Regions from separate parts of the Homo sapiens genome. Here regions 2 and 3 are each linked to region 1. A link is a loop called in an ENCODE intact Hi-C map of the cell type or tissue named here. Cell type or tissue: PC-9. All regions are shown on one strand. Links, peaks and the distances in the headings refer to the core of each region. The heading gives the core; the rest is flanking DNA.

The links. Peaks named below come from ENCODE experiments on the same cell type or tissue, not always from the same donor. Only the 100,000 strongest peaks of a DNase experiment are listed, where the experiment ranks them.
Region 2: a loop joins it to region 1, with 6 times the contacts of the local background. A loop is called at or near these places in 10 of 110 quality-filtered maps.
Region 3: it touches region 1 in a loop (13-fold over the local background); 25 of 110 quality-filtered maps call a loop at or near these places.

The regions. Positions count from the first base shown.
Region 1 is chr3:146,182,731-146,194,077 of GRCh38, forward strand. It overlaps LOC105374145 (a long non-coding RNA gene), which reads right to left and starts at 7,808. Exons shown (of 2, transcript XR_001740949.2): 1 at 7,069-7,808. PLSCR4 (phospholipid scramblase 4) reads right to left here. Exons shown (of 9, transcript NM_020353.3): 9 at 9,605-11,347. In PC-9, for the core only: CTCF peaks have their summits at 4,813 (motif pointing left), 5,015, 7,020 (motif pointing right) and 7,222; a DNase peak (open chromatin) is centred at 7,011.
Region 2 is chr3:146,634,530-146,645,876 of GRCh38, forward strand. No RefSeq gene overlaps it. Among named protein-coding and RNA genes, the nearest start is that of PLSCR5, 35 kb to the left of the region's middle. In PC-9, for the core only: CTCF peaks have their summits at 4,424 (motif pointing left), 6,542 (motif pointing left), 6,797 and 7,000 (motif pointing right); no DNase peak of the experiment used is centred there.
Region 3 is chr3:145,770,912-145,782,258 of GRCh38, forward strand. No RefSeq gene overlaps it. Among named protein-coding and RNA genes, the nearest start is that of LNCSRLR, 290 kb to the right of the region's middle. In PC-9, for the core only: a CTCF peak has its summit at 6,030 (motif pointing right); no DNase peak of the experiment used is centred there.

The DNA.
Region 1 (11,347 bases), core at 4,118-9,117:
AATCGCCACACTGACTTCCACAATGGTTGAACTAGTTTACAGTCCCACCAACAGTGTAAAAGTGTTCCTATTTCTCCACATCCTCTCCAGCACCTATTGTTTCCTGACTTTTTAATCATCGCCATTCTAACTGCTGTGAGATGGTATCTCATTGTGCTTTTGATTTGCATTTCTCTGATGGCCAGTGATGATGAGCATTTTTTCCTGTGTCTTTTGGCTGCATAAATGTCTTCTTTTGAGAAGTGTCTGTTCATATCCTTTGCCCACTTTTTGATGGGGTTGTTTGTTTTTTTTCTTGTAAATTTGTTTGAGTTCATTGCAGATTCTGGATATTAGCCCTTTGTCAGATGAGTAGGTTGCGAACATTTTCTCCCATTTTGTAGGTTGCCTGTTCACTCTGATGGTAGTTTCTTTTGCTGTGCAGAAGCTCTTACCTAGGAATCCAACTTACAAGGGATGTGAAGGACCTCTTCAAAGAGAACTACAAACCACTGCTCAAGGAAATAAAAGAGGATACAAACAAATGGAAGAACATTCCATGCTCATGGGTAGGAAGAATCAACATCGTGAAAATGGCCATACTGCCCAAGGTAATTTGTAGATTCAATGCCATCCCCATCAAGCTACCAATGACTTTCTTCAAAGAATTGGAAAAAACGACTTTAAAGTTCATATGGAACCAAAACAGAGCCCGCATCACCAAGTCAATCCTAAGCCAAAAGAACAAAGCCGGAGGCATCACGCTACCTGACTTCAAACTATACTACAAGGCTACAGTAACCAAAACCGCATGGTACTGGTACCAAAACAGAGATATAGATCAATGGAACAGAACAGAGCCCTCAGAAATAATGCCACGTATCTACGACCATCTGATCTTTGACAAACCTGAAAACCACAAGAAATGGGGAAAGGATTCCCTATTTAATAAATGGTGCTGAGAAAACTGGCTAGCCATATGTAGAAAGCTGAAACTGGATCCCTTCCTTACTCCTTATACAAAAATTAATTCAAGATGGATTAAAGACTCACATGTTAGACCTAAAACCATAAAAACCCTAGAAGAAAACCTAGGCAATACCATTCAGGACATAGGCATGAGCAAGGACTTCATGTCTAAAACACCAAAAGCAATGGCAACAAAAGCCAAAATTGACAAATGGGATCTAATTAAACTAAAGAGCTTCTGCATAGGAGATAAATTTACTTGAATTTCACTATCCTCTAAAGCTTACATTTCCACATCAATAAAAGTGGTATGATACATGGAAAAGGGGTCACAATAGTTCTGCAAACCTATACCAGCTAGTCTATATGTGCATTTTCTTGCTTTGCAACCTTTTTGAGTGGTTCAGGAAAAAAATATTAGCAAAAACTGTAATAGGTTGAATTGATCAAAAGGAGGAAGGTGTGAGGGTAGGGATGGAAGTAATAAAAGTGGAGTTTGGGAGTTGCCTACTTATTGAGTTGAGTGAGGGCATACAGCAAAGAAACTAAGCCAGTTGTTATAATAAAGCTTAAGACTATTCAGGAAAGGAGATGAATGAAGACTTCTAGGAGGTATTACTGGGCATTAGCAAGGTGATTCCTCTTTGCTTTCTCCTCAGTGTTCAGTCTCCTTAACACTCCTTTACATACAGAGAAAATTTACATTGATCTTTAGTGATTTTTAGAGTACTGCTGTGTTTTGTTTGTAGGGTTGCCAGATTTGACACATAAAAATATTGGGAAATACAGGAAGTACCCACCCCAATTAAATTTGATCGCATTCAAGGACATTCAGATAAACAATGAATAATTTTTCTGTGTGTCTTAAATTCTGTGTGTCTTAAAAATATGACATTCTTTTACTAAAAATTGATGTCTGAAATTTACATTTAATAGGAACCTGTATTTTATCTAGCAACTTGGCTAAAAACACAGATAAAAGCAAGAGAGTTTATTTTATTGGCTTACATGCAAATTGAGGGAAAGTTTCCTGGAGGCTTTCAGGCAGTAACAGCTGTTCCCAAACTTGTCTCGACATTAGAATCACCTGAAGAACTCCAGATGCCAGTGCAGTGGCTCTGGAATTCTGCCAGGGTGTGGGATTTTTTTTCAAAGTATTCCAGGTGACTCATGTACAACAGTGAGGAGCTGGTGACTGATGTCCAGTGCTTCTTAACTTTCCCTACATGTAACAAACATCTGGGGAACTTTTAAGTATACCCATGCCCAGATCCCACCAAGAACAATTAAATCAATGTCTACAGGCAAGACCCTTGTATTGCTATTAGTATAAAGTTTTCAGTAAATTTTAATGTTTCTTCATTAGAGAGCCCTAAATTGTAGCCTAAAAATGGCATCCCATGGCCTTTCCAGGTATAGAAATGTCATTTCTAGTTATAATATATCTCAAAAAGTTTAATTTTTTAAATTATGAAATTAATATTTTTCTTATAAATTCAAGCAATGTGGAAAAATCTAAAATAAATATGAACTCCCAAAATCTACTTTCTAGAGGTATCTGCTATTAAAACCTTGATCTATTTTTAACTTTTTAATTATTTTTAATCATTTACCAAAATTTTTAATCATTTACCAAAATATGGAGAATTATATGCTTATACTCTGAAAAGAATGTGTCATAGATAGAAAAATTGTAACAATCAATTAGGTTAAATTTATCAACCCTTAGATACATTTTTTAAAATGAACATCTGACTTAGGGCTTACATATTTTAAAAGCTTGTATGTTGGGAGATAAGTATTTTATTATTGGGTTTAGATGCAGATAAGAGAGGCCCCTCCAAAAAATTTTATTTAAACATTTTATTCCTTAAGTGAAAACAGTCTAGGAATCATATGGCAGCTCTGTGGTAACATTACTTTATCTGAGAAATCCTCAGCAACCCAAGTTTCTTCTATCGTGTTGTTCTACTATTCATGGTTCACATTCCCAAGATCAGCTCATGGTCCAAGAAAGGTGTTTTGCTGCCAGCCTTCACATTGACACTGGAGTCCACAAGAAGCAGGAAAGAATAAATAGCAGCAAAAGATACACACCACTTATCTTTTAAAGAAGTTGCCACACTTCACTTTTAATGGGCCAGAACTTTGCCATGTTTCTACACCTAGCTGAAAGGAAATACTGTGTTTATTCCAGGCTTCAATGTGAATCAATGAAATCAGAAGCTATAACATTAGGGAAGACTTCAACAGACAAGCACACCTCTCCCACAATCATTCCCCACTCCTGACATTCCCATGTGAGATAGTGACATTACAGAACACTCCTGGCCATTCTCTGCCCTCTGAAAGAAAAAACTGAGCATGAGTAGTTCAATTCCTTCTTTTTGCCTCTCTTTGGGGAGGCAGCCTGTCTGAAGGGCACACATAGTCCTACCTACTCCATGGGGTAGTATTAGAGAGACAAGCCTCTACCAGGAACCCCTCTGTTTTTCCACCTCTGCCTGAGACAGGGAGGGTAACTGATTCTATATCATTCTGCAAACCTATTGTTGCCAGAATATATGGCATATCCTTATAACAGCCTTATCAGGATAAAAATGATTTCTGTTTTCCTCCGATACCTATTTCTCAATGGATTTCACTGACAAAGTAATCTCTCAAAATACCAGCAATATAAACATAGTTTCCTTTTGAAAGTTACAGAGCTATCATTGAAGTAAACGATATAATCTCTCCCTGATTTCTATGTCCAGGCAGGCCCTCTGATTGTAACTCAAACAGGTAGCATGACTACTCTGTAAACAGAAATGCATAAAGCCATATAGAATTAAGAGAGATACACAAACACAACAAACAGAAAAAAAAATAGAAATGTTATAAATATTAGAAAAAAACAGTAATATCTAAGTAATTCAAAGGAATAAAATGAACCCTGAACATGGCCAGGAAAAATCTTCATGGCTGTCATCTGATTTGCCAGACTTTTGAAAAAATATCCCCACATCCCCAGCCATATTGTCCATTCGATGTCATCTATCAGGCCAGTAGGCAGCCTGGGTCATATGTGGGCAGATTGTATTCCATGCCCATTAGCCATATTTTCCTTTTCCTATTCAAATAATGGCTTGATTCTGTCTGTGCCCATCTGACATTCTCATTTTAACTATCAATTACATCCCTTCAAAGCAGGAAAATCTATCAATTAATAGTTTTTAACAAAAAATGTAAAAATACATATTTTAATAAAGAAATTGAACTCAGATGTGCATGGTGACTACGGAAGAAGATAAAGGTATATCAGTGTGTGAGTGGAGGAATAAATAAAAAATACTCTATGTTACCTAGGACATACACATTTTAAATGTTTTGTTGTTGTTTTTATAACATAGTAATTTCATTTCTCCTTTATAGTTAGAAAACCTCTGAAATTAATCTGATTTATTGAGGTAGACACCATGAGTATGTGCTTAAAAAAGATTTTGAACATTAGAATAATTTGAAACTGGGTTTTATTTTTTTCATGCTTAAAATCTCAATGTTATGAAAGATGTTGCTTTAAAATGTTTTAAATCTCTGCTAAATTTTTGCTGTGGCGGCACGGAAACTGGAATAAAAATGGCGATCTGTGTTTTTAGTTCTGGTTTGATTACTAGTTAATTCTCAATGTAATTTTAGACACATAATCTGGGCCTCTCCCACTTCCTTCATTTGTATATTAGAATGTAGAGCAGATGGTCCTTAACACTTCTTCTGATTTTAAAATCCACTGATACTATTCATTAAAATTTATAGATTGGTACTGATAAATTCTTGGATTAAAAAATGAGCATAGTTTAACAAAAAAATCCATGAGCTGGTGCTGCCCCCTATTGTAGCTTGTTTTATTCAGCTTTCTGACATGGAGCGGGGAAAGGCAGCAAAGCGAGATAAATATTTTGTCACTCTACTTGCTTCTCCCTGGCACTCTCTACTTGTTTATTTCTGTAAAATCAAGAGGTTTTAAAATGGTTTGATTTCTAACTATGTTATCTTTTATCTGTTATAATGAAAAAAGTTAAAACTCATGTAAACTATGTTTAGTGATTGTTAACTAAGACAATTTGAGCAACATGTTTTCAAAACTGTTTAAGGAAAAGATTGCTCCTATAATTTCCTAAAATAAATTTGCCTAAGCCTGGGTCATAGAAGAGCTGACACAATTTTAAATAAATGTCTTTTACTTAACAGTAGTACTAGAAATATTAAACATTTTAAGAGAATCTGGAACTCAATAATATGATGATAGATAACTCATCTCAAAGAGAAAATATTTAGTTGTAAGTTAGGTATAACAAATAGTAATAAGTTGCAAGTTTCAATATTATATGATTATATTTATGTTAAAGAATTTTCCTCTGAATATTTCACATAAAAATCATGTGCAGTTTAAAAAAATAGGTCACTCACATTGCTAGCAATGTTGCAAATTAGATAATCTTAAAACCCCTCTTTCCATAGAATATATAAAGTGTGGCTGAAATATAACCAAAGGGCTTTTAGATGCAAAGTGTAGATTTTGGGAGAGTACAAGATTTTAGCAGAAGTTAAAAATAAAGAAAAATTGGAAACGTCTGACTATTAAGCTTAGTCTGGCATTTTCTTTGGCTTCTCAAATGGAAGGAGTCACCAACGTTTATTAGGAAGGGGCTTTGATTTTACCCACCACCATGAGGCTGGAAGTGAGGTCTTGGGCTTAGGCAAGGGTTGATATTAGAAGAGAGACCCCCAGTAAAGTGGAAAGTCTCAAAGGGACACACTCCAGTGTAAAAAGTGAGATAGAAAAATTGGCAAATAGAAATTAAGAGAAAGCTTGATTGTTTTGACCTCTGCTACAGGTAGGGAAAATTTGTTCCCTGAGAATTCATAAACCAGGATATGTCCACATCATTTAGGGGTTCATATTTGAAATACATACATGACTTGGGAAACACCAAACTGAAGAAATAATATAAAAAAATGGTCATCAGCTGGCAACACCACTGAGGCACCAATAGGAGCAAAGGTAAGCCTCTCTGGAGACAGCTACCCTCAGACAAGACTTCTGAGTCTCTTGCGTTTCCCGGTCATAGTCCTAAATTTTAAAACACATGAAGTAGCATGCCACCTTTCTCCTCTATTTCTGTTTCCCTGTATTTCTGGGTTAACAGACAAAGAAACCAAATATTACACAGAGATGAAAGAAAAACAGGGCATAAAAATTTGGAGTGTAGCCTCTGGATGTTTATACCGGTACTATGATGTTTTGGTTACTACAGCTTTGTAATATAATTTGAAGTCAGGTTATGTAATGCCTCCAGCTTTATTCTTTTTGCTTCTCAGTGCTTTGGGCAGTCACATAACGGCTTTGTGGATATACAGCTAGCTGAGTGGCCTTGTGCAAGATACCTAAATCTTCATTTTCTATTTTGTAAAATGGGAATCATTATAGTAATCTAACTCATAGGGTTATGAGAATTAAATGGGTTAATATATGGAAAGTCTTTAGAACTAGAACAGCGTCTGGTTTGTAGGAAGCATTAAATAGAGCTGGCTGGTTTTATAGTCTTCATCATTTTCACTATTGTTATTATAGGTAGTTGCATCATCCCACCTATCTCATGATTAGGTTGCTTTTTCTCCATGTGCCCCAGATGAATGTCCAACATCTGGCCTAGAATTAAATCTTTGGGTAAAGATAGCAATTATATATCCCCAAATTACATGATTTCACAACTGGCTTCTTTGCTGAGGAGCAGTACAAGTAAGAACGGCAAGAAATGTAATAGGCAACTATTAAGCTAGCTAATGGCAGTACATGTTTTCAGAATTTGCAATTTAAGTTTTTTGTTTAGATACTATGTGCAAAGGCATTACCATCTCCCCAGCTCTAGCACCTTCCCCACCCTCATTACACACACTAGTGAACACTCACCACGAACCTGCTCTGGGCAGCTGGGACACAGGATTACAACGATTGGCCTCATCAGATTTCTGGTTGGAACCTTGAGACTGCGCAGCTCTAGAAATTCTTGCATTAACTAAGTTCCACCGCTAGGTGGAAGTAGCTCCTCTAGCTCTAGGAGATTTCGTGTATCTCACCTTTTATCCAACCCTTTGGTTTTCTTTCATTACAATTATAGCAGGGACTCCTTATAGCATTTCATCTTCTTGGTACTATCACCTCTTGATGAGGTTTACTCTTCCTCTGAAAAATGAGATTGATGTTTACCTCATGATACAGTTGTGAGAATCCAGTAATACACATTTAAAAAAAAAAACACTATTTTATGTAATAATTACTTAGCTTTGTGCTACAATTATTTATCTACTTGCTTTATCCTTGCTGAGGGATAGACTGCATGTTCCTTTCTATCTTCTTGAACACCTAGCACCGTGTCATACACATATTTGAATTTTTTTCATTCATTCACCAATATTTATTGAGCATCTTAGATATACCAGACACTGCCCTGTACTCATGGTTTACCATAATAAGCAATCGATCCCTGCTTTGCTTGATGAAATTAGAAAGACTGACATTTTCAGTTACACCCACCATGCATTCAGCTTGCAGACATAGCTATAAAGTGCATCTTACTTACCTCCAGCAGGAACAGGAAGTTCCGCTGGACATATGGCACAGCCTGCCTTAACTGTCTCATTAAATGGGACAAAAATATATTATGCAGCACTTGAGATGGTGCTAATGACATGGCCTTTATTGAGTGTGCCAACATTCCACTGAGTATGTGTTCATTGTTGTCCTAAAAAATGTGTGTTTTGTTTGTTTTAAAGTCTATCCTGGCCCGGTGCGGTGGCTCACGCCTGTAATCCCAACACTTTGGGAGGCTGAAGTGGGCAGACCACCTGAGGTCAGGAGTTCAAGACCAGCCTGGCCAACATGGTGAAACCCTGTCTGTACTAAAAATACAAAAATTAGCCGGGCGTGGGGCGGGCCCTTGTAATACCAGCTACTCAGGAGGCTGAGGCAGGAGAATCGCTTGAACTCGGGAGGCGGAGGTTGCAGTGAGCTGAGATTGCACCATTGCACTCCAGCCTGGGGGACAAGAGCTAGATTTTGTCTAAAAAAAAAAAAGAAGTTAAAAGTCTATCTTGCCCACTAGCCTGTGAGCCCCTGAGAGTATTAATTATATATTTTAACCTTTGTATTTCTCTCTGCCTTAAGAAATAGCTCAGTGTCTGAATTTAGTAAATGTTCAGTAAAGTATTGATGGAATGAAATAGTGGTAAGGATGACAAGAAGTTTTACTGACAACTATAGCAAATATTTCAAATATATATCTACTTACTATATTTTAATTCATTTAGCAGACACTGAGTAAATACCTACCATGTGCTATTATTAACCATGCCAAGTATTATCACATAGTATATTATTCTGCCTCACTTGGACTGATTTGGAGTGTATCACTCTGCTTTTCTCTTTTTTGAGATTTACAATTTAAGAGGCCTAGAGGAAAATGGGAAATGCATTCTGTGAAGTTATGGAAAAAGATCCATTTTTAACATTAGCTATCACTAGCCAAACAGATGAGTTTGATATTAGTTTATTAAATCCAGACTTCTTATGGGTTTTCCAAGCTTGCTTCTTTCAATATAAATTAAATCCGACCTTGAACACTGGGGGAAAAAAAGACTGAAAAGCAGCCAGCTGCTCCAACAGGATCAATATACCATACTCTAGAATCACTCTGATTATTCTATACCTGAATTTGATTTAATATCTAGTTGGTCAGAAAAAATAAGTCTTGTAACCTGATTTTTGTATAATTTCTGGAAAAAATGGTCATTTAGAAAAAATGTTTAAAATGCATTCTTCACTGATGGTTACAAATTCTAGCAATTTTCCTTCATGATATACTGACATTGAAATTATACTTGAAATTTAAATGTATCTTAGGAGGATTAGAAATAAGCATTTACAAATAACTTGGTCATATAAGAAAGCTAGTTACCACTAAGCAACACTACAGAAATGACTTTTTATATATATATATATATATATATATATATATATATTTTTTTTTTTTTTTTTTTTTTTTTTTTTTTTTTGAGACGGAGTCTTGCTCTGTCGCCCAGGCTGGAGTGCAGTGGCGCGATCTCGGCTCACTGCAAGCTCCGCCTCCTGCGTTCACGCCATTCTCCTGCCTCAGCCTCCCGAGTAGCTGGAACTACAGGCGCCCGCCACCGCGCCCGGCTAATTTTTTTTTGTATTTTTTTTAGTAGAGACGGGGTTTCACCGTGGTCTCGATCTCCTGACCTCGTGATCCGCCCGCCTCGGCCTCCCAAAGTGCTGGGATTACAGGTGTGAGCCACCGTGCCCGGCTGACTTTAATAATTTAAAATTTATTAAATTAAAAATATATAAATTATATTTTTATATATTATAAAAATATATATAATATATATTATATATAAATTATATATATTATATATAAATATATATAATTAAAAATATATAAATTAAATATATATTAAATATATAAATTAAAAATAATTTAAAATTTATATTAGAAAGCAAGGGCCTTGAATAAACCTAATAATCAATAAAAATTACTTCAAAATCCCTGTGAAAAAAGTATTTGAAGATTCAAAGTCAAAAAATAAAACAGTGTTTTACTATTAACCATTGTATATTTATTTAAAAGCCATAAAGAATACGAAAAAGCATGAACGCACAAATTCCAGAGAATTTGTTTTTTAATCAATCCGATCAATTTTACACAACAAAATATCATTAAGAAACATAGAAATCATGTGAATTGTATTAAAACTATGACATATGACAATATTATATAAAGAAAATTTTAACTCTAAGAGACAAATATAATTTTTTAAAAAAGAAATTAAAAATATCACGTCTTATGCTAAATATATATAGATATATTTATTATGATGCAGCAGGTTTTGGAATACAGGGATTTAGGCAAGTTAAAAATAAAAAGTTTATATGCTTAAACTTTCTGAATATTGTTTGTCTGATTTCCTATTTAAATATCAGACATCATTATAGGAAATACATAGTCTACTTACGATTGCAATGGCACTTTCAAATATAAGGCAATTAATATTTTAGAAAGCAGCAACTTTTACTTTTTTTAAAAAAAAAAGCTAGTAGCAGCATGTAAAAATGAGCATTACGAGAAACTCAGAAAAACAAATTTACCCTGAAAAGATGAATATAATTAAAAAACAAAGCACCTTTCATTTCAAAAAGAACTGTAGGCTAAGACCCTCATCTCAGAATAACCCCATCTAAGAACACTCAGGCTTTCTTTATTTAATAAGCAGCAGCAGAAGAATACATCCCATTCTACATACTGACTGTGTTAAAAAAAAAAAATGCAGTCCATATGCAGGTAGAAAACTAAAGTGCAACAGAAGCAAGTTAATTAGAGTGTACTCACTTATACACTATGCTTTTAATTAGTTAACACAAAAATGTGTAATTGATAATTTATTATTGGTCCTACATATTATTTACTGGCATGCTGTAGACCATAGAGAAATAGAATGTTTACTGTGTTTTATTATTATTACTCTGTGTAGATACATATTTATCTATCATGTCAATAAAAAGAAGCAAAGCAGTATTAAGCAGCGGTGGAATTTGTCGCTTTCACTTTTTATAAAGTGCTACATAAAATGTCATATTTCCAAATTTAAAAACATAACTCCAGTTCTTACCATGAGAACAGCATGGTGATCACGAAGGATCTTCTTGAAAAAAACAAAAACAAAAACAAAAAACAATGATCTCTTCTGGGTATCACATCAAATGAGATACAAAGGTGTACTAGGCAATCTTAGAGATCTGGCAACTTATTTTATATATAAGGCATCTGTGACCAAGAGACGTTATGAATTAAATGTACAAATGTATTATGTATAAATGTATTAAATGCAAGCTTCATATAATGACACCAATGTCTCTAAGTTGCTCAGAGATCTTGACTGGCTGTGGCCCTGGCCAGCTCCTTTCCTGATAGTCTGATTCTGCCTTCATATATAGGCAGCTCCTGATCATCCATGCCAGTGAATGAGAAAACAAGCATGGAATATATAAACTTTAACATTAAAAAATGTTTTATTTTGTAATAAAATCAAATTTCCCATTGAAACCTTCAAAAACTTTGCAGAATGAGGTTTTGATATATGTGTACAAGTAGTACCTTCTTAGTGCAAGAAAACATCATTATTTCTGTCTGCCTGCCTTTTTGTTTTTAAAAATGAAGACTATCATTGAAACAAGTTTGTCTTCAGTATGAGGACATGTTGACGGAGAGGAAAGGTAGGAAAGGGTTAGGGATAGAAGCCAGGTTATTTTATGCCAACAAAGTCTGCTCTAAAAAGCCTT
Region 2 (11,347 bases), core at 4,108-9,107, 450 kb after region 1:
TCTCAGCAAACTATCGCAAGGACAAAAAACCAAACACCACATGTTCCCACTCATAGGTGGGAATTGAGCAATGAGAACACATGGACACAGGACAGGGAACATCACACAACGGGGCTTGTTGTGGGGTGGGGGGGGTGGGGTGAGGGGGGAGGGATAGCATTAGGAGATATACCTAATGCTAAAAGACAAGTTAATGGGTGCAGCACACCAACATGCACATGTATACATATGTAACAAACCTGCACATTGTGCACATGTAACCTAAAACTTAAAGTATAATAAATTAAAAAAAAGACGTGGAAAAAAAAATGTCAAAACTTTTTACTGACCTTCTAAGCCTTATAAGTTTTGTTCCATTCTTAGCTCCCAGGCTCATCTTCCTCCCTTCTCCAAGTTTCTGTCTTAACTCCAACAACTATTGGTAATGGCAAAAACTGGAAATAACCAAATATACATCAACAAGGAATAATTTGAATTAATTATGGTATATCCACACAATGGAGTTCTATGGAAAACTTCACCACTTTGTCTGTATGTGTGTGTGTATATATATAATATTTGTATATATAATATGTTATATATAATATATGTATATATAACATGCTGTATATAATATATGTATATATAATATGCTATATATAATATATGCATATATTATATACTTATATATACTATATATTATATCAAGTACATATATGTGTATTACATATGTATATATAACATACTATATATTTATATTATATATACGTATATTATATATGTACATACAACATACTATATATGTATATATCATATATGATATATGTATATATCATATATGATATATGTATATATCATATACTATATGTGTATATATATCATATATTATATATGTATATATCATATACTATATATATTCTACATATACTATATATGTATAAATTGTATATTATATATACATATATAACATACTTTGTATGTATAAATTGTATATTATATATACATAATAACATACTATATATGTATAAATTGTATATTATATATACATATATAATATACTATATATGTATAAATTGTATATTATATATACATATAATATACTATATATGTATAAATTGTATATTATATATATATAATATACTATATATGTATAAATTGTATATTATATATACATATATAATATATATTTAATAATATATACATATTTAATTATATATACATATATAATATACAATATATGAATATATTATATATACACATATAATATACAATATATGAATATATTATATATACACATATAATATACAATATATGAATATATTATATATACACACATATGGATATGCATTATGTGTGTAAATATTATATGTCATATATATTATGGGTGTGTATTCAAATGCAACCACAAAATAATAGTTACCTATAGGAGAAGAGGAAACAGAGTGCAGGAGCAGGACAGAAGGGACAGGATATCAGCTAGATGTCATTGAATATATTTTGTTTTGTAGATTTGGCTTTTCAATCATCTACTTGTTTCCATGACTGTAACACTAATTTAAATTTAAAAGATTCAATGCTGAAAAGCCAAACTCAAAATACAATAAGTCTAACTAAATATTATTGGTTGCATAACCACACAGAAAATAGAAAAGTTATTCTATTCCTGATGACTTAGACTCTCCTTGAATTCATTTATTTTATAATAGGTCAAACTTCTTTTTGCTTTCTGCTGGATCCTTTTTGCAAACATTTCATGTCCCGCTACTTGGGGACCTCCCTGGGTCAATGTGGCTTATAAGGAGTATACATACACATGCTTGCCCATCTCACACCCATCATTTATATATCAAGATGCCTCCTGTTGCATTTTTAATTTTCACACATTTCCAGTTGAGAATCAGGCACTGACTCTAGCAACCCATGAACTCCCAGAATCTGAGATCAAGTTTTCCAAGTGATAGGGTTGAAGCTCTCTTGTTGTTTTGAGGTGACTAGGAAGCACATTTCCCCCCTTTCTATAGAGCTGGAAAATAGCAGGGGTCTCTGACAATTCTCTCCAAAAACCTGTTCTCTCAAAGTCATCCAAGAATCACTCTCCCCTCTGCCTCTTATACAGCCTTGTGGTAGGTGGTGGGCTAAGGTGTCTGACTATTTTAGGGTCATCATTTAGCAAGTCCAACACAGCTTCTCTGATCTCTCTTTTAAACATGGGAAGAAGTATCCTCTTTTGTTCTCAGCTTTGGAGTTTCAACTGATAGTAAAGGTGCAGGAATTGCAGGCCTGATGGTTGAACAGCTCTGGACAAATTTCGACAGCCATCACAGCAGACTAGACCACAGACCTTTGGTAAACTACCAGACTGCCAGCACTTGACCACTCAGCCACCTTTAAGAATAAGCATCCAAAAGAGTACTTCATGCATTTGAATGGTGATAAAGCCAGATGTTCTCCTTATGTAAAAGAACCAATGAAAGGTAATACAGATTTGAGCAGAATGACATGGAGACTTTCCTTATTGTACGTGAAACACACATCCTAGAGTTAACAGAGTAGAGAGAGATGGAAAATGCCTGATCGTCAATTTAACTATTGATGGGAAATACATAATGTCTATAACTTAAAAAAGTCAAGACTTTATATACCCTTGTGGTATGTATGAAAAAGCACATAAATTAAAAATGCAAAGTAAATTACAACAAAATGGTAAAAAATTAAAAATCACTCTCACTGGGGATTAGAAAATAGGAGTTCTTTGATAATTCAGCAGAGTAAGTAATTTAATTTGTAGAATAAGCATCCTTCTCTTTTTAAAATAATTTGTATAGCATTTTTTCTTTTGTGAAGTGATCAGCATCATCTTGATCTTAAATTTGCATAATGAAATAAATCTAAAACAACTGAAAAAAATGTAATTAGAATATGAATCTGCTCTAAGTGTAATCATGACTGTGATAAGTAAATATTTGATTTAAAAACTTTAGTTAACTATTTTTGAGGCAAATATTATGTGAAGAAATAGTAGATGCAATGGAAGAATAAAAAAAATTAAAACAGCATGACCAGTGTTCATTACATGCAAATGTCTGAACCTGTTGGACCTCAAACCCTGTATACAATGCCCCTCAAAATGCATGTTTACCTCAAGTGGGCTCTTTATTATCTTTAAATGCACTGTTAGAAACTAGCCTTATTCGACACAGTCTAGGGTAAGGCACAAGAAAGTTTAACTAGAATAGGTAATTGATTTTATGTCTAAATTATCAGAAAGTACATAATGTATGTATACGCTATGTATCAAAAAATACATAGTGTACACATATACCAGAGCTAAGAATATTTGCTACTTTGAAAGTGAAATATTTTCTTCATGTTCATTTTTTCAAAGGGATGTGGATTTTAGCTATGTCTATATTATAAAAAAGTATGCTCAGGAGTTGAAGGTAACTTTTTGTTGCGGAAAAAAACAAACCCTCAAAAGACTTCAAAGGGAAGTCTTTTTAAAACGAAACAAAAACATATTGACTCAGAGTTGGGATGGTAAATATTAGGTATGAATGTTAAGTAATTTAGGTTGGATGGTGTATTTATTCAGTGAGGGAGTTGAGATTGTGGTTGACTTCCCAACATCTGTGCATTCCTCACATACATGTAGGTGTCATGCGACTTACCAAATTGTCCCCAAATCCAACAGGAGATACTTGAGGGTTCCCAGGAAATCCTGAAATTCCTGCTCCTCTTGTCAGTTTTCAGAAACTTAGGTATATGGCAGCCAGTGCATTGCATTCCCCTGGTGACATTACTGGGCATATAACCAAATTGGCCAAGTTAGTCCAATAGAATGAAATTTTGGTGTGTTGTTAGGGCAGAGGTGTTTTCTTTCTCTTGAACTAGTTAGGAACAAGAAAATATGTGGCTTTGGTTGGTGCTGGTAACTATCTTAAAGCCATGCGGCTTGGAACTGCCTTAAACTGAAGCTGCTAATGGCAGAATGGTGACACCAAAAGAGCTGGTACTTAATGACAGAGTAGAACAGACAGATTATTCAACCCTAGACTATCTAATATATAGGCCCCAAATTTCCTTTTTGTTTAGGCCATTTTGAACTGACTTCTGTGTAAAATGTAGCTGAAATTATCCTAACAGATCTATAATTAGGGCAAAAGTTCGGATCCCTGATATGTAAGTGTCCAAGAACAGGTAGCTAATATTTATTACACTAAAATAAATACTTAAATTATTTTTTACTTACTTTTTTTTGCTTTTTCTTTAGATACACTAATAAAGCATTTAGTTAAGTGCCTAGCACAATGTAAATGTGTGTTTAATAAAAAGTATCTATACAATTAAAAACAGAAACTATAAATATTCATAATTTTAAAATTAAGAGGAGAAATTTTCAGAACAGAGCCACCTAGTGGGAAGAAGAATGTGCTATGAGGACAAAAACATTTGTTTTGATATTTCAGAGAAGTTCTGTGGAATAAAATTAAAGATGCAAGTAATAACTATTTTTATAAGATATAAATAGTATAAAATACTTTGCTAGTAACTTGTCATTAACATTTCATCTTTTACAGTTAAATGGTAAATGAAATAATTTAATCCATAATTATTTCTATACCCATATATATTATTAGTAAAGGATGAGAATACCCATGTTTGTGTGTATGAGCTTCTTATTGCCAAGAAACAAAATTCCCCTGTACAAAATTTTTACAATCCTTTTCCCCTCTTCTCTCTACAACAAGTCAGCAGGACACAACTTACTCCTTGGCTTTTTTACATCTCAGTCGTCCTGCGTGTAAATTACGGTTACTAATGATTCCTCAGATCACTGATCTATGGAACAACACTGATCAAGCATCCTAAAATTCTTGGTTAGCTGTAAATTAAAAGAAAATTTCTAATGACACATTTTTTTCTTATGAAATAAATGTATTTTTAGAAATATTCTGTAACATCAGTGAAACAAGAAAATATATCTTTATTTTGTAAATATATATAGCAGTATTCTATCAAGTTTGAATTTCTGTACTATAACGGCTTCATCTGCTTTGGGGGTGCACAGGTTTTGGGATCTTGAGTACAAGTGGAATCAGTGTACAAAAATGTTTATGAATAACTCAGTATATTTTCTTTCATCTTTGCTCTGTAATATCAAATATATATATTTATACACACACACAAACACACACATCTATATATATGACTATGATGTTCAGAGTACCTGTTACTTGTTATGTGGTTAATCATTTTTCATGTCTAACTGATTTCCTTGAAATGCATATTTATTATTACGTCCTCTTGAACGTTAGTCATGCAAACTGTAATGTAGTCCTAATTTTATGTATTTGTGTGTGTGTGTGTGTGTGTGTGTGTGTGTGTATTTTATACTCATTGCTTTCCAACTGATTTCTGAATGATGGAACATGTTTTTTTTTTAGCCAAAATATTGCTATTGGTTAGTTTTTGAAATGTGGTGTGAGGCTTTCTCTTTCAGTAGTGGTGGGTTTGTAAAAAGAACTTAGAATTTGTCTTGAATGAATTTCCTCATGATGCAGGGTACCCATATGTGAGAGGGCTGAGACCTTGCCCTCTGATCGCAGAATGATACAATGACATAAGTTAATTTCTAAGAAGATAGCATCTTTGATCTGGATTGTATGCTAATATGTAGAGAAGTTATCACCCTTATCACCTTATAAGTCAGTGAATGAATAAATAGTGCATATATGAGAATACTTCAGAAAATGAGTTAACTTTCACTACATATAAAGTTACAGATATAACATGAAGATATTACATGGTAGAAAAATAGTCACTTGCTTTTATCTTTATCACAGTAATTAATCAAATATTACCTCTTGGTTCTTTCAAATGTTGTGGACCCAATTGTTTAATTGTCATCAATATCATAGACAATTGAAGATTCTCTTAGAAAGCCACTTTGGGCCCAGCTGTCAGGAGAATGAGAATGTCTTATTTCCCCACTCTAGGCATTTCCATTAAAGGATAATCAGATTCCCACAAACCCTAGGGCTATTTGCCATTTGGATGGCAGGAACAGCTGTGGAGTCCAGAAGGTGTGTGTCGGGTTCTCCTACTAGGAAGGGGTTTGGGGGACTGATTGAGGGAGAGGCCTTAGGTTTGGAATAGATTAGGGAGGTAGCTCAGGTCTGCAACATAGTATTCAATAATACATAACTGTTCTGAGGGGGAGGGTCATCATATTCCTCACATATTGAAAATTTAAATTTAATAGAATGTTTTAAAAGGTTGAAATAATGTATGCATTGCATGTAGAGTAGATTATATGTGAAAATTAACATAGCCACCAAATAAAATTGTAAAGGGCATATTGATTCATACTAAAATGGAGATAGTTGGTAGGGGTTTAGGTAATATTTACTTCAGAAGATAGACCTTTATTTACTTCATATTTTAAGCACTTTCTTTAACTCAAGGAGATTCTCACTCTCAAATGCTGGTTTATCTGCATCTACATGGTGAAATATTGCCATCATGTGGCTAGTCCGTCTATCACACCTGCTTTCCTCTGGGAGAGATTGTATTTTGGGGTATTTTTATATGGTGCTTGAATGTTTGGGTTATGTTATATGATACCCATTTTATATGGGCATGTATGGTGTCTGTTGGGGTAATTATTTTCATAAGATAGAAAATATTTAAGCATATTAATTCAAAATACACATTAAATTAAATTTTCTGTTACTGTCACTCAATTGGGTTTTACTTTGTATCTTCTGGAGCTCTTAGAAATTTTCCTTTTCAGTGGGCAAATTATTCAAGTTGTAAATCTTAAACTCTTTGGAAGTGCCCTCTTAAGAACCCAGTTTCTTTTTTTTTTTTTTAATGTTTGTGTCTACTCTGAAAGTCACCACTAGTTACCAAAATGTCCATTTATTTGTATACAATTTGGAAACTATTTCTGATGCATACCCCATTATAAACAATAGGGGGCGATATGATGTCATGTTTTTGGTTTCTCTATGAAAGTATTTTTCATAGTATAAGCCCTGTTTATTTTTTTCTTGATAACAATGCTTCCCTAAAATGAAAAGCACATTTGTTTTATTATGACAGTACTGGCAATAAATATCAGCCTCCTTATACATACTTGGGAGATGTAATTTCTTAGAGAAAAAATTCTATGCCAGTTTATTAGTATTTCAATACATGTATGTATTTCTAAATTGATATAAATATCCAATAAACTTATATTTAATCCAGAGATAATAGTTTCCAAATATACGTTGGCTTGGTTTCTCATTAAATTCAGAAATTTTACCTTTTCAAGTGTTTTTCATTAATCTTTTTCATTATATATTACCATGAATGCAAAAATGTAGAGTTATACTTCAATTTTAGGTTAAAATCATGAAACTATGTACCTGGCCTTTTAAAAGTTTGAAATCTTTAGACAACAAGGATACAAAGTATTAAAACAAAAATTTTTTCAAAGTTACATGATTTTCTTAAATCAACTAAGAAGTTCTTTCAATGTAGGGTATTTGGATATTTTATATTTTCAAAGTTTATATGGGATTTAAGGTTCAGAAAGAATATAGGATAAAATAGTAATTTATAAGTTAAATATTTAAGTTCAAAATTGACAGTTTGGGATAGAAAAATATATGTATTTCAATGGGAAGCATGTTTTCCCTGTTTCTTCAAGTAGATACAAGTAAACTAAGGATAATACAACTCCCATGTGAGATTATAATTTCTGTCTCCCTCTCAAATAGAATCACAGTTGTCAGTGCTTTTAAATTTTTGTTAAAATTGTATATATACACACATAATGTATATATATATATGCACACGTAACTATTACATTATTGTACTCTCTTTATCTCTTCATAAAAAATAAAACATTAAATAATATTCTAAAGTCAACTTTTAATTTTTTTCCAGCTCGCAGTTCCCTTATCAGATAAAGTTAATCTTTACTATGAATTTGTTATATATGCTAACTTTTTAATGATTTAAGTAAAAGTGACTATAATATATTTTTCAAACATGTTTTTTGGCATTAGGAGCCCTAATTTTACACCAAAAAAAGGAATTTTTAAAAATACTTTATATCCATTTTTAAAAAATTTCAGGTTGGTTGCCTGAAATTAGCCATAATGCGAGAATTTACACCATGAAAATTAGCAAACTGTACACATCTTGGCTCTTTTTCCTTTTTCTGGAGAGCTCGCGTATTTCTTAGCTGGAGCAACTATTGGCATTTTGGTTAGAAAATGTCTTCTTGGGCCGGGCGCTGTGGCTCACACCTGTAATCCCAGCATTTGGGAGGCTGAGGTGGGCAGATCACAAGGTCAAGAGATGGAGACCATCCTGGCCAACATGGTGAAACCCTGTCTCTACAAAAATTAGCCAGGCGTGGTGGCATGTGCTTGCAGTCCCAGCTACTCGGGAGGCTGAGGCAGGAGAATCGCTTGAACCCATGAGGCAGAGGTTGCAGTGAGTGGAGATCATGCAACTGCACTCCAGCACTCCAGCCTGGCGACAGAGCAAGACTCCACTGAAAAAAAAAAAAAAAAAAAAAAAAGGTTTTCCTATCCTTGACAGGATATTTAGCATCTCTGTTCCTTGCCCATTAAATGACAATAGCAAACTCAAGTCAGCAAGTCAGTAAAAATGCCCCCGCAAGTTTCTAAATGTTCCCTGGGAGAATATCACCCCTTCCAAATGACACCCAGTCCTGCAGGGTTGACTAAGCAACATGCGGCAGTGCAGTAATGAAAACTCTCAGGCTGGGTCAGAACTTAGACACTAAGTTGAAAACTAAATTGAGACAAACTGATAAAAAGATTTAAATTATAGTCTGTATTGCTTAACTTGTTGGTCATATGGTTGGTCTTACTGATATGATCAGAATGTTCAAAGACAGAAAACAGGGAAACCATTTAGGAAGCCATAGTGTGTTGTCTTGTGAACTAATGGCGTTTATTTTTCTTCCGATAACATTACATTTCAAGTGCCTTCCAGACTCCAGAGTTCTGCTGTCCAATATTGTGGCCACTAGGCACATATGACATTAAACAGTTGACATAAGGTGCAATTGAGGAACAGAATTTCTAATTGAATTATGATGTGACGAAAGTGTATATACACTGAATTTTGAAAACTTACTTTAAATATAAAGAAAATGCAAAATATCTCATTTATTAATAATTATCTATATTAAAAAGATTGAAAAGATACTATTTTGGATATACTGGGTTACATAAAATATATATATATATATATATATATATATATATATATATATATATATATAATTTTTTTTTTTTTTTCTTTTCGAGACGGAGTCTCGCTCTGTCGCCCAGGCTAGAGTGCAGTGGCACAATCTCAGCTCACTGCCAGCTCCGCTTCCCTGGTTCACACCATTCTCCTGCCTCAGCCTCCCGAGTAGCTGGGACTACAGGTGCCCGCCAGCACGCCCAGCTAATTTTTTGTATTTTTAGTAGAGATGGGGTTTCACCGTGTTAGCCAGGATGATCTCCTTCTCCTGACCTTGTGATCTGCCCGCCTCGGCCTCCCAAAGTGCTGGGATTACAGGCGTGAGCCAACGCGCCTGGCCAAAATATATTTTAATTAATTTATTAATTTTACCTAATTCTTCTTGCCTTTTTGACGTGGCTACTAAAATATTTAAAATTACATATGCAGCTCACATTATATTTCTACTAGACAGTGCTGCTTTAGAAGGAATCACGTATTTTTCTTTCTGAGCCCCTTGCAGTTCTGGTGGTGTTGATTCCATTCCAACTCTGGAGGTAGGCAGTGATTTACGCCTGGCCAATGGAAAGACTGTGTCTTTTTAGGGAAAGTTATGTGACTCAATTTCAACCAAAGCCAGCTTGGAGTAGGCTTTAAGTAGATATTATATTGTAGCAGCATAACGGATTATAACTGAAGACAGAGAGACATTGTTTGTAATTCCATCTCAGCCACTAATTAGTACAAATTACTTAAGGTCTTTGAGCCACAGTCTTCATCTGACAAATTGGGATACAAAATATTTGTTTTATTTGGTTGTTACGGGGATTAAGTCAGATACTGTATGCAAAGCATTTACGAGTACTCCCGACACTGTGTTCAATATATAGCAGAGTTTAAACGTCATTATGACATTAGCAACCATTTGTTTTTTTTTTTAAGGCAGACATTGAAAGTGAAATTCGAACGAGATTGAAAATGTCCTACATCCTAAATCTCAGGTACTCTTCTCTGAAATATTATACAAAAGCATTTTAATATCAGTCAAAGGAGCATCATTTTAAACAACAATTTTGTAGGGTTTATTATTGTTTTACCAAATTAATAAGCTAAAACAGCTTGAATTTTCTAGTGTTTTTGAAATTATTTTTCTCCTATGTAAAAGTTAATGTAATTTTAGTGAAAACATAAACCTAAAGGGATAAGCCTCTTAAAATATAATAATGCATTGTTAGATTTTTGTGGACTTGTCATAATTCTGGGTGTTCTTTCCTGCATACTTATTAAGAAATCTGGGAAGTATAAATAATATTGACGTATTGATGCCATCTGATCATTAACTGATTGGAATGAATGATAAATAGGAGTTTTATTAGCATGTGATATTGAATTTGTTTTGAAATTTAGTCTCTTCTAATGATATGCTAAGTTCAAATCCTTAATAACCTGGTTGTTGGCATTCTTAGCCAGGCATAGTGGCTCATGCCTGTAATCCTAGCACTTTGGGAGGCCTAGGTGGGAAGACCACTCGAGGTCAGGAGTTTGAGACTAGCCTGGCTGACATGGCGAAACTCCATATCTACCAAAAATACACAAATTAGCCAGGTGTGGTGGTGGGCACCTGTAATTCCAGCTACTCAGGAGGCTGAGGCAGGAGAATTGAATGAACCCGGAAGGCGGAGGTTGCAGTGAGCCAAGATGACATCGCTGCACTCTAGCCTGGGCAACAGAGTAAGACTCTGTCTCAAAAAACAAAACAAAACAAAATAATAAAAAATTTTTAAAAAGTTAAAAAAAGTGACTCTTCTTAGTTTTCCATGTGACCTTCAATTTAGTCTTTATTTAACCTTGGGAAATGAATGCTAGTGTATAATTAGTAAAATTAGAAATTAAGATTTGTATTTAGGATCTAAACTAGAAATACATTGCTAGCCATTAATATACATGTCAGTGTTACTGAAAACAGTTTTATATAACCACCCACCCACCCAACTTTGCTCCTTTTGTAAAAGTGACCCGTAAATTCATGGTTCAGGCACCATACGCAACTGTTGCTGAGTATCTGAGTCAAGTAAAAAACATTTATCTTTTTGATTACATGCCTTCTGTTATATGT
Region 3 (11,347 bases), core at 3,521-8,520, 410 kb before region 1:
AACATGTGTTCACTTCTAAGTATCGGGGGAACCCGCCCCCAATATTTCAACATAGGTTCTTTCTATTTTCTGGCTGAGAAATAAAAAGAAAGAGTACAAAGAGAGGAATTTTATGGCTTGGCCCCCGGGGGTGACATCACATATTGGTAGGACCGTGATGCCCACCTGAGCCTCAAACCAGCAAGTTTTTTATTAAGGGTTTCAAAAGGGGAGGGGGTGAAATAACAGAGAGTAGGTACAAAGATCACATGCTTCAAAGGGCAAAAAGCAGACCAAAGATCACATGCTTCTGAGTGAACAAGGCAAAGGGCAAAAGCAGAACTACTGATAAGGGTCTATGTTCAGCAGTGCATGTATTGTCTTGATAAACATCTTAAACAACAGAAAACAGGGTTTGAGAGCAGAGAACCAGTCTGACCACAAATTTACCAGGGTGGAGTTTTTTCCCTACCCTAGTAAGCCTGAGGGTACTGCAGGAGACCAGGGCACATCTCAGTCCTTATCTCAACCACATAAGACAGACAATCTCAGAGCGGCCATTTATAGACCTCCCCCCAAGAATGCATTCCTTTCCCAGGGTATTAATATTAATTGCTAAGGAAAGAATTTAGTGATATCTCTCTTACTTCCATATCCGTTTGTAGGCTTTCTGCAAGAAGAAAAATATGGCTCTTTTTGCCCAACCCAGCAGGCAGTCAGACCTTATGGTTGTCTTCCCTTGTTCCCTAAAAATTGCTGTTATTTTCTTCTTTTTCAAGGTGCACTGATTTCATATTGTTCAAACACACGTGTTTTACAATCAACTTGTACAGTTAACACAATTATCATAGTGGTCCTGAGGTGACATATATCCTCAGCTTACTAAGATAACAGCATTAAGAGATTAAAGTAAAGACAGGCATAAGAAATTATAAAAGTATTATTTGGGAACTGATAAATGTCCATGAAATCTTCACGATTTATGTTCCTCTGCCACGGCTCCAGCCGGTCCCTCCGTTTGGGGTCCCTGACTTCCCGCAACACTAAGAGTGTTATAAACTTTAAAGCAGTCTTAGTTCAGAGCTGCTCATTCACCCTTCAGCATCATGAATTACTCATATTTCATTTGTGTAACACGTTCACTTTGTGGTAAAGCTGTATGTAGAGCTGCCTTCAAGTAGCAATGGCCTTCCTGCTACCTCTACATAAATTGTACTTTAGTGCCAATGTGAGCACACTGTATCCAGGTTTCATTACGGCTCACCAAGTAATCATCACCTAAATTAAAACACCACTTCTTCTGTACCATGGGGTTCTCATAATAAAACAAAATCTCATAGACCACCTCTCTCTCACGTGTTTCACATAAGTGCCACGAGCTCATTCAGTCTCTGCATTTCAAGGATTTGTCCCACCATAAGATTATCTGTCTGAGAGAGTTATTACTTTTGGACATTGTATGAGTTGGTATTATTTGATGCTCGTCAATACTATTTAATAAAACAAATTCTGAAAATTGCTTCTACTGCTTTCTTTCTGAGGCTATATAACCTTGCATTTGTTTTTAAATATTTCTTTTTCAAGAACTAGAACTTTGAGTCTTTATTTTTAGCAACTAAATTGATCAATTGCATGAAAGAAAGCAATATTTTTCACTTATTCTAAAAAAAATACATCTAATTTGGTTGACTAGCGAGATCACTGTGCTTTGTTTTAAAAATATGTGATAGCTTCATTGGTTTCTTGATGCTATTCAACAAATTTTCAATACAAACAATGTTCCAAAGAATAGAGGTAGATGAATCACTTTATTGGTCCAGTAAAATCCAATTCTATTATATACAGTTCTCCTTCCTGTTGGCAACTTTTATGACTGCTTGTGTAAAAACACCATGTCAGATTTACATGCTATACCCATGTAATTTATTCTGTACTTAAAAGGTAGTAGATTATATTTATAATGTTGTTTGAGTTGTAGCATTTATGTTACTATGTCTCTATATTTATGATTTAGTGGATGGCCTTTGAACAATTGATCCATTTCTGTTATTTAGGAATATAATATATCATTTCAGTAATAAAAAAACACACATACAAAAAGTCAAGCATAGAATGTGTAGAAATTTACCCACAAATGACTTAAAATGTGTCAGCCAAAAGGAACCACATCTTTTTAGCAGAAAGGAAGTGCTACAATCCTATAGCTGACACGTGTTCCAAGGCTATAGTAATCTTTTACTTAATTAGCAAGATGTCTGCAGAGAGAAAAAAGAATCTTCCATTTCAAATGTATGAAATGCCCATGGGTTATAATTATGAGAAACATAAGAAGCTGGAGGACCTGAGAAACCGCCTCAGCTGGAGTCTAGCATACAGGATGTTCATTAGAGCTCTTGGGATCTGTACCTGTGAAGATTGGAGAATGGATGGAGGATTGATTGAGCAGAGGGAGAAGTTGGATGTCATTGTAGTCTCAAAGGTGTGCACCTTGTGGACTGTGAACTTCCAGGTGGCACAAAGGACCTGCCTGAACACAGTGCTGAGAGACTTGGCCAAACTTTAGCCTGACTCCTACCTCCCCTAGGTGGTATTTCTAGAGGTGGCACCAGCCCCTAGGCTGAGTCTTTGCTCAAGAAAATGTAACAAAGTGCACATTGTCCCAATGTACATTGCCAAATGATTTTCAATAATTTTCCACTTATCCCCCATCACATATTTTTTCACTTCCCCATAGCCCCCAGTCCCCTTTAGTTACTTTATTTTACTTCCTTATAGCCCTTTTTTGTTCTCTCTATTTTCTCCTAGTTAATTTTGTCTTAGTTGGAAGTGAGCATAGTTTTTAATGGAGTGTCTCTTTCCTACTGCAGAAGGCTGAATAAATCAGCCTTGCCACTTTTAATAAGCGTCTAGTGCTATTAAGTATTTCTCTTTGACATCCTTCAGAGCAGTTGTGAATTGAGGCAAGAAGGCCAAGCCTTTATACAATTCCATTTATTGGCCACTGGATGTGGGCTGCCCTTACGATCAGGCATGATCTTATGTAAGGCAGTTTTCTTCAACCGTAGCAATCCTAACCCTCCCAGAATTCTTTGAATTCTGCTCTCTAACATTAATTTATGCCAGTACCATGACACATATTCCTGAGTATTCATTTGTTATCTCAGTTTTTTAGAAGGTCAAGAAATATACAGTTCTGTCTCCCCCAAACGAAATAAAGAAACCATGTCCATAAAGTTATTTCATACTGACGTAAGTTGTTAACACAAGCTATGAAGTATCTTGAAATTCAGGTGACCCATATATAATCTTGAAAATAGCAAACTGAACTAACTTAATTCCCCAAATTCCTTTAAACCTGGAGTCTATTAAAAAAGACTGAGAAAGAAAATAAAACTCACATATTTCCTCTTTGTGCATGTTTTACATTTGCAAATTTAAATGGATGCTAGACCATATGTTATATAGACTTTGTCATAAGTGTTTAGAATTTTGTTCACAAAAAGCACTTTGTGAAATCTATTGTAGTTTCATCAACCTCACACAGCTGTAGTCTTTGCTTCAGGTAATGCACTTAATGCCTATCCCACTTTGCATACATAAAGAACATCAAACTTGTAAGTAATCCACGATACAAAGAAAAACACAAATGATATCTGCACAGAGAAATACAATTTTATTTTATAACAAAAGCAGTTCATTAGCTCCTGAGTTCAAATGAGTCCAAATCCACAACTGATAGCATACTTCCCATAAGGATTCAAAAACTAAAAAGGCAGTAAATGTAGGTGCACAAGCAATGAAGCAGGCAGGATTCAGAAAATCTTATTTTGAGTCCTAAATCCACCACCACCTAGCTCCGTGACCTTGAGAAAGAAAATTTATTACTTTGAATCAATTTCTAGATCTGTCCTGCTTATATTATAAGCTTTTGTAAGGATAGAATTGGAAAGGCATGTAAACGTGCTTTGTAAAGGACTATTACAAATAAATTGGTAGTACACTGCAACAGGAGTAACACAAACTGTCGGGTTTCTGGAATATTTGCTGTGCTCCAAGTGATTTTTATATTGCATCACTTAATCCTTACAAAGACACTGTAAGAGAGGAGCTCTGATCCCCATTTGACAAATGAGGAAATTGAGTTTGAGAGGAACTCTCTACAGGTTTTCTCCAAAGCCCACTGACTTATTATTTTCATAGAGCCTTAGAAGCCAGTAGGCAAAGGGAATGAAGAGATGAATAGATGAAGGATGGTGCCATGTCACTGAGAATACGGGAATACTTGAGAAAGGATCATCCTTGAACAGCAAGGAGAAGACCTTTCCCACTAAAGTAGGAAGGAATTAGGAAGGATTAAGTAGATGCAGATACCTTTATAGGTGATAGGATGCTTAGGGAATAACAATCAGGTATTTTCTCTTTTCTGCCTGCAATAAAAAGTTAGCTCTTCTCCTGAGGGAAGGGTTGTGATAAGGTCAGCAGTTGAGAAGAGAAGCCAAAGTTAAAAATAGGAGATGGAATTGACTAGAAACACAATGAGAATTTTCCAGGCTATTTTGAGGATCATACGTTTGTCACTTTCTAATCCCATAAAAGTGTGTGATTTTTCTTGAGCATACATAGCAGCATGGGTGTAGATGTTGAAAAGGCAGACCCTTGATTGATCTAGAGTTGGGTTTGACCCTGGGTGTAGCACTGATAGGGAGAGCAGACAGGGGAACTGAAGGCAGTCAACGTCCTAAGCTATGGCTGTCATCTTGTGTTCGCAACAGACTATCCTTTTTGAAATACATTTCTTTCTATTGACCTATGTTATTTAATGTATTCAATGATTTTTTTTCTTCCCTGGTTTAACATAAGTGGAAACAAATTGTTCATTCCATTGCTTTGAGACTTGGCTCATTTGAGCTCCATAAATGTGGTCACCCTGTGCTCTGACCACAAGAGATGGTCAGGATGTGGCCCTTGCCAGCTGGGTGGTCCTAGGGCAGGGGACTGGAACAGAGAAACAGCTAAAGTCCTTCCCCACCCATTGGGTAGATGTGTTCATGTTAAGAATGGGATTGTGATAACATACTTTCAGATTTTGAAATACAATGTGCAAACAGCTGTGACCTTGTAACAATGATCACAAAGACCTTGAGATCATTCTTACAGTGCTCTGTTCTCCTTGCTCTGTAAGTGACAAACAATTCAGATTTTGAAACAATAAATAGAACAAAGGAACTTGGTCTCATGTACTTCTTCAAATTTAGTACTGATGCTAGGTAAAGATTGTTAGATTTTGAATATAAAAGTTTCTCCAAAAATATGCCTTGTCCCTCCGTTAACAGATCTGCCTCCCATGACTAACACTGCCTCCCCTCTGTGCTTGACTTCTGATTGGGACTTATTATTACTCTAATTGCTGAGGGAGGACTGCTTGTTTTTAGTGAATTATTTCAATGTGTGGGAAGAAAAATCTCATAAAATGAAGACCATCTTGTAAAAAAAAAAAAAAAAAAAGAATTTCTCAATCCTCACCTGCATTTGCTTTTCTTCTTACCTTGTTTCTTTTTAATATCTCCATAATGCTTATCATCATCTGACATGCTGTATATCAACTTCTCTCTCTTCCTCTCTCCTTCCCTCTCCCTCTTTCTCCCTCTTCCTCTGTTTCTCCCTCTCCCTCTCCCTTCCTCCCTGTTTCTCTCCCTTCCTCCCTCTTTCTCTATCTTTAACCCTCTCTTCCCCCACTCCACCCCAGTATGTAAACCCCATGAAGGAAGTAAGTTCGTTTTGTTAACAGCTATATCTCATACAACTAAAACATCAACAGCCAGAGAGTGGGCACTCAGTGTTTGCTGAATGGATGAATGAAATGAATAGATTACCAACAGGTGATAAAAATTATCAATAACCCAATAAATCTTAGGATTTAGAATTTCAATGTAAAACTAATAGAATTTAATTGTTGAATAAGACAAGTTGAGATAACATTACTTTTCTGTCTCACCAGCAAAGTGAAATGACTTGAGGAATCATGGAGCTGAAACCAGTATCACATGAACTTTAATCCCAGAAGTCATCAGCAGGGGGTGCTACAGTCATGTGTCCCTAAGCATTACTCAGAGCCTTTTCAGAATCGTCCACAAGCTGAACATCATTTTCTTCTCCAAATACAGGAAAAATTCCTTCTGGCCAGAAAGAGAAAATTTTAACTACATTTGTAGTTGTTGTTAGTGTCTCATCAGAAAATTAGTTGGCTCAAGTTTGAGGGCTGAAACTCCTGCTTCTATAGAAACCTAAAATCTCGTTTGAAAAACCCATTCAGAAAAGCAGTATAGTAGATTGTTTTTATGTTAAACTACTAATGCTAATGTTTATCTTTATTTTATACTCTTAATAGTGCAAATTATTTGAATGTCCAGTGTTTAAGGGCAGGACATTATTCAAGGTTCATTGTATTGTATTTCAAGCTTTGGAGAGGCCGTGCATAGTCTCACAGGTCTGTAGACACGACAGTTTGCAGGCATCTGGCAATTCACTGACTTAAACACCACTTCCAATATAGGAATGACTTCTACAATACTTTCATCCTTTTTCTATAAGAAAACTTACAGTGACAATTCATCAAAATACAACATATATTTGTTACATTTTTATCTAACATCGATAGCAAACTTCTTTATAATAGAGTTAACTAAAAACCTAAATGATGAGAGACCATTAGTACATTTTGTTCAAAGGAGGAAGGAGTGATTTAGATATTTGTTTTAGAAACTATATAAATATCCTAGTGATTTGAAAGAGCAGATATAGTTGGAAACTGTAGAGCATGTTAGTTAAAAGTGTAAGTTATTAGCATATTAGCCAGAAGCACTATTAGCCAGTGCTTCTAAAACTTGGGTGGCATTCAGAAGCACCTGTGGGACTTGGTAAAAATGCAAAGAAGGCCAGACCTTCTTCTAAGTGATTTTGTTATATACCAAAGTTCAAGAATTATCATTATTATTTTGTTTGCATTTATTTATTTATTTTGAGATGAAGTCTTGAACTGTCGGTTGGGCTGGGGTGCAATGGTGTGATCTAGGCTCACTCAAACCTCCCCGTCCCAGGTTCAACGGATTCTCCTGCCTCAGCCTCTGGAGGAGCTGGGATTACAGGCACCCGCCACCATGCCCTGCTAATTTTTTGTGTTTTTAGTAGGGATGGGGTTTCACTATGTTGGCCAGGCTGAACTGGCTGAACTGGAGTTCAACGAGGTCTTGAACTCCTGACCTCGTGATCTGCCCTCCTTGGCCTCCCAAAATGCTGGGATTAAGAATTATTGATTTAAAACAATAAAACTAGCTTTTCTCATCCATAAAGATGTTAATATCATCTGTTGTTGTCATGGTGGGTAAATTACTCAATTTTTTAAAAATCCAGCATCTTAGTTTGTAATCACTTAAAAAATGTTAGCTATAACTAGTTCTCAAAGTATTCAATATTTTCTTTTGGAAAATCTATCTTTGCTGGTGTGACAGATAGTTACTCTACTGCACTTTGATGAAGTTGAAGTAATAGTCCCTTCCACTTACTACCCAAGTGACAAAATTTCTGTTGAATCCAGCCATCGAAAAATTAAATTGAGAAACATGAAGAACAATGAAGTCTACTAATATAAATTTTAGAAAAGATTAAATTTTCTGTGTTTTATGTAAGACTATTTAACACACAGATTTGTTTTAATCCACCTGTGTTTGAAGCTGTCATAACAATAAAGTCTTTATAATTGGAAGTGTCTTAGGTGACTACCTTTTAAAAAGGTAGACACCTTTGGAAGACAGGGTCTCACTCTGTTGCCCAGGCTGGACTGCAGTGATGCAATTACAGCTCACTGCAGCCTCTACATCCTGTGCTCAAGGCTCGCTCCTCCCACCTCAGCCTCTAGAGTAGCTGGGGCTGTACAGATGAGCACCACCATACCTGATTAATTTTAAGCTTTACTGACCACATCTGACTAGACTCAAATTTTCATTGCTTAAGTGATTAAGCAACCAAAAAATTATATTCTTGTCATCTTAACCAGTAATGTTCTAAAAGTCTTTTTTTCTGTTGTCAAGCAGCTGTACAATTCACTCTTAGGTGTTTTCATTGAGCTTCATGGTCAGCTATAGCTGAAGTATCTCCATTTGCATATTACACACACACACACACACACACACACACACACACACACAATTACTTCAAATGAAAATAACATATTTGTCTCTGCAATACAAATTATTCATTATTTTCTTTGATACTAGGGTAGGCTCAAAAATCTCATAATCATACTTGATTCTGACCACTTTCTCACATCTATTTAGCGGTCAAACCTGAAGCTACTATGTTTATAGTATTTCTTTCTTATATTCCTAGTATAATTACCATAAAACTAATCTATCTCCTCTTTCTCTTAGAATATTGTAAAACATTGCTAATTTGTATGTATCTACTTTCTCACTGCCTAAAAATATTCTGCTGTAAGATTGCAGATGAATTTTCCTAAAACCATACCATGTCCATGCTTACAAACTCAAGATTTCCTCAGTGCCAATAGAATGAACCCTGAAACTTCTGACCCATAGGGTTCTCCGAAATTTAACCCGACTCTTCCTCCCCAACATTTTTCTGATCTCCCTCTATTTTTGCTTTATTGGTTTTACCTCAAATACATGATAAACATCTTCAAATAATATTCATAAATATTATTTGACAATTATTTTGAAATTTTTAAATGGACAACTCATCAAGCACTATTAATATCCTTGCCTTTCACAGATAAAAAAACTGAAACTGAGCAAGGTTAAGTGGCTTGTCCAAGGACACAGGTAGAAAGTGACACTACTTTCCCAACTTTTAAGATTTTCTCACTCAATTTCTGCTTTATTATTTATTATTTTTCCAAGACAGAGTGTTACTCCGTTTTCCAGGCTGGAGTGTAGTGACAGAATCACAGCTCACTACAGTCTCGACTTCCTGGGCTCAGGTGATCCTCCCACCTCAACCTCCCAAGTATCTGAGACTACAGTTGTGTGACACCACATCCGGCTAAGTTTTGTATTTTTTTGTACAGATGAGGTCTAGCTATGTGGCCCACGCTAGTCTCAAACTCTTAGGCTCTAGCAATCCGCCTGCTTTGGCCTCCCAAAGTGCTAGGAATACAGGCGTGAACTACCGCACCTGACCATATTGAGTATTTTTACTCCTTTATTTCAATAACTCCTTAGAGTTATACTTCAAGACCCATTTCCTCCCTGAATATTTTTTGGACCTAGGAAAACAATCCCTAAAATTGTCAGTTGACCAATTTAATAAATATTAAATTTAAGAACTCAGACAATGTCTAATAACTCTTTGGATTCTAAAAATCTAGCTAAATGCTTTAAGTAAATCTGTATCATTGATGAGGATAGGATGACACCGGAGTCACAAAAGGACCACTATCACAGATGGAAGAGATGATGAGCAGCAAGTAAGAACATCCAGTGCAAGTCAGTAGGCAAATAATGACAGCTGTATTAGTCTGCTTGGGCTGCCATAACAAAATACCACTGACTGCATTGCTTAAACAACAGGAATTTATTTTCTTATTGTTCCGGAGGCTAGAATCTCAAGGTCAAGGAGTGGTCAGGGTTGGTTTCTAAAGAGGCCTCCCTTCCTGGCTTGTACATAGCCACCTGCTCACTGTGTCCTCATACGACTTCTTTCTGAGAACGGAGAGAGCAAACAAGCTCTCTGGTGTCTCTTCCTCCTCTTTATTTTTCTTATTTTTTGAGACAGAGTCTCACTGTGTCACCCAGGCTGGAGTACAGTGGCTTGATCTCGGCTCACTGCAACCTCTGCCTCCAGGGTTCATGTGTTTCTGCTGCCTCAGCCTCCCGAGTAGTTGGGATTACAGGCATCCATCACCATGCCCAGCTAATTTTTGTATTTTTAGTAGAGACGGGGTTTCACCATATTTGCCAGGCTGGTCTCAAACTCCTGATCTCAGGTGATCTGCCTGCCTCGGCCTCCCAAAGTGCTGGGATTACACGTGTGAGGCACTGCATCTGGCTTCTTCCTCCTCTTTTAATGACAAAAGCCCTATTGGATTAGGGCCCCATCCTCAGGACCCCATTTCACCTTAATTACCTCCCTAAAGGCCCCATTTCTAAATGTAGTCACATTGAGTGTTAGGGTTTCAACATATGAATTTGAGGGAGGCAAGCTGGCACAACTCAGGCCATAATAATAGCTAAAACTTGAGCAGTGTTTTCCATTGCCAAGTATTTTTCCCAAACCCCTTAAATATATTAATGCTTGTAATATTCACTATACCCCTATCAACTAACTGCTATCATCATCCCCATTTACACAGAAACAAATCGAGGCACCACAGGGCTTATAATTACACAGGAATCAAATCTAGGCAGACTGACTTCTTCATGTGCACCGTTAGTTCCTAGGCTATGTGGGATCATGAATCAAAGCACAGCCTTAGAACAGCCAAAACGAACACCGCTGTATTACCAAACATACTGGCACCACCACAAGACCACACACATATATACAATAGATGAAGCCACAACATATTTGTAATAGATAAATCAAATGGGCCCCAAATCACAACCCCAGCTCAGTAAATATGTGACCCTGGATATATTAATCAACTTCCTTTGGATTGTAACTTTTTCAACATAAAAATTATCTCCAGAATTCTCTGTTCAGTCCTGCAGTTTCTTAACAGGAGACTGTCCTGACTCATCTTTCTATTTCTCAGAACCTAGTACAGGACCCGGAACAGAGAACATGTCTAGTAAGTGTCTTTAAATGAAGAAGTCAAGGATTTATAGTCTTCATAAATTTGGGGACAAAATTTGGATATTGTTGATATTATTTAAAAATAAACATTCACTTCTAAGAGATTAAATGTGTTGGTTTTTTGGAAACATCTCTTGTTTTATTATGAGACTCAGAAAATATTTAGTATACTTGTAAATAAAACTAAAATGGGTAAAACAAAGAAATCTGCCGGGGATATTTTTTAAATAACATAGTATAGATTTTTGTAGTTATTATTCCAAAGTCGACATGTTTTCATCATAAAATATATAGCAGTATTTGTTCTAGACAAACATAACAAATAAGCAAATATTTGACTTTCTCCCCAATACTCAATACAAAAAAAGTAAAAGAATTTTTGAAGAAATAAATCCACAAAAAAAGAGGAGATAATAACACACAGATTTTTATAAGCTAGAGAGCAAATGAACAAATGGTAAATGACTAGTCAAAACCTGAGGAGGAGAAGAAGAAAGAGAAAAAGTAGGAGAAGGAGTGGAAAGGGAAGAAGGGGAGGAGGAGAAGGAGAATCAAAAGA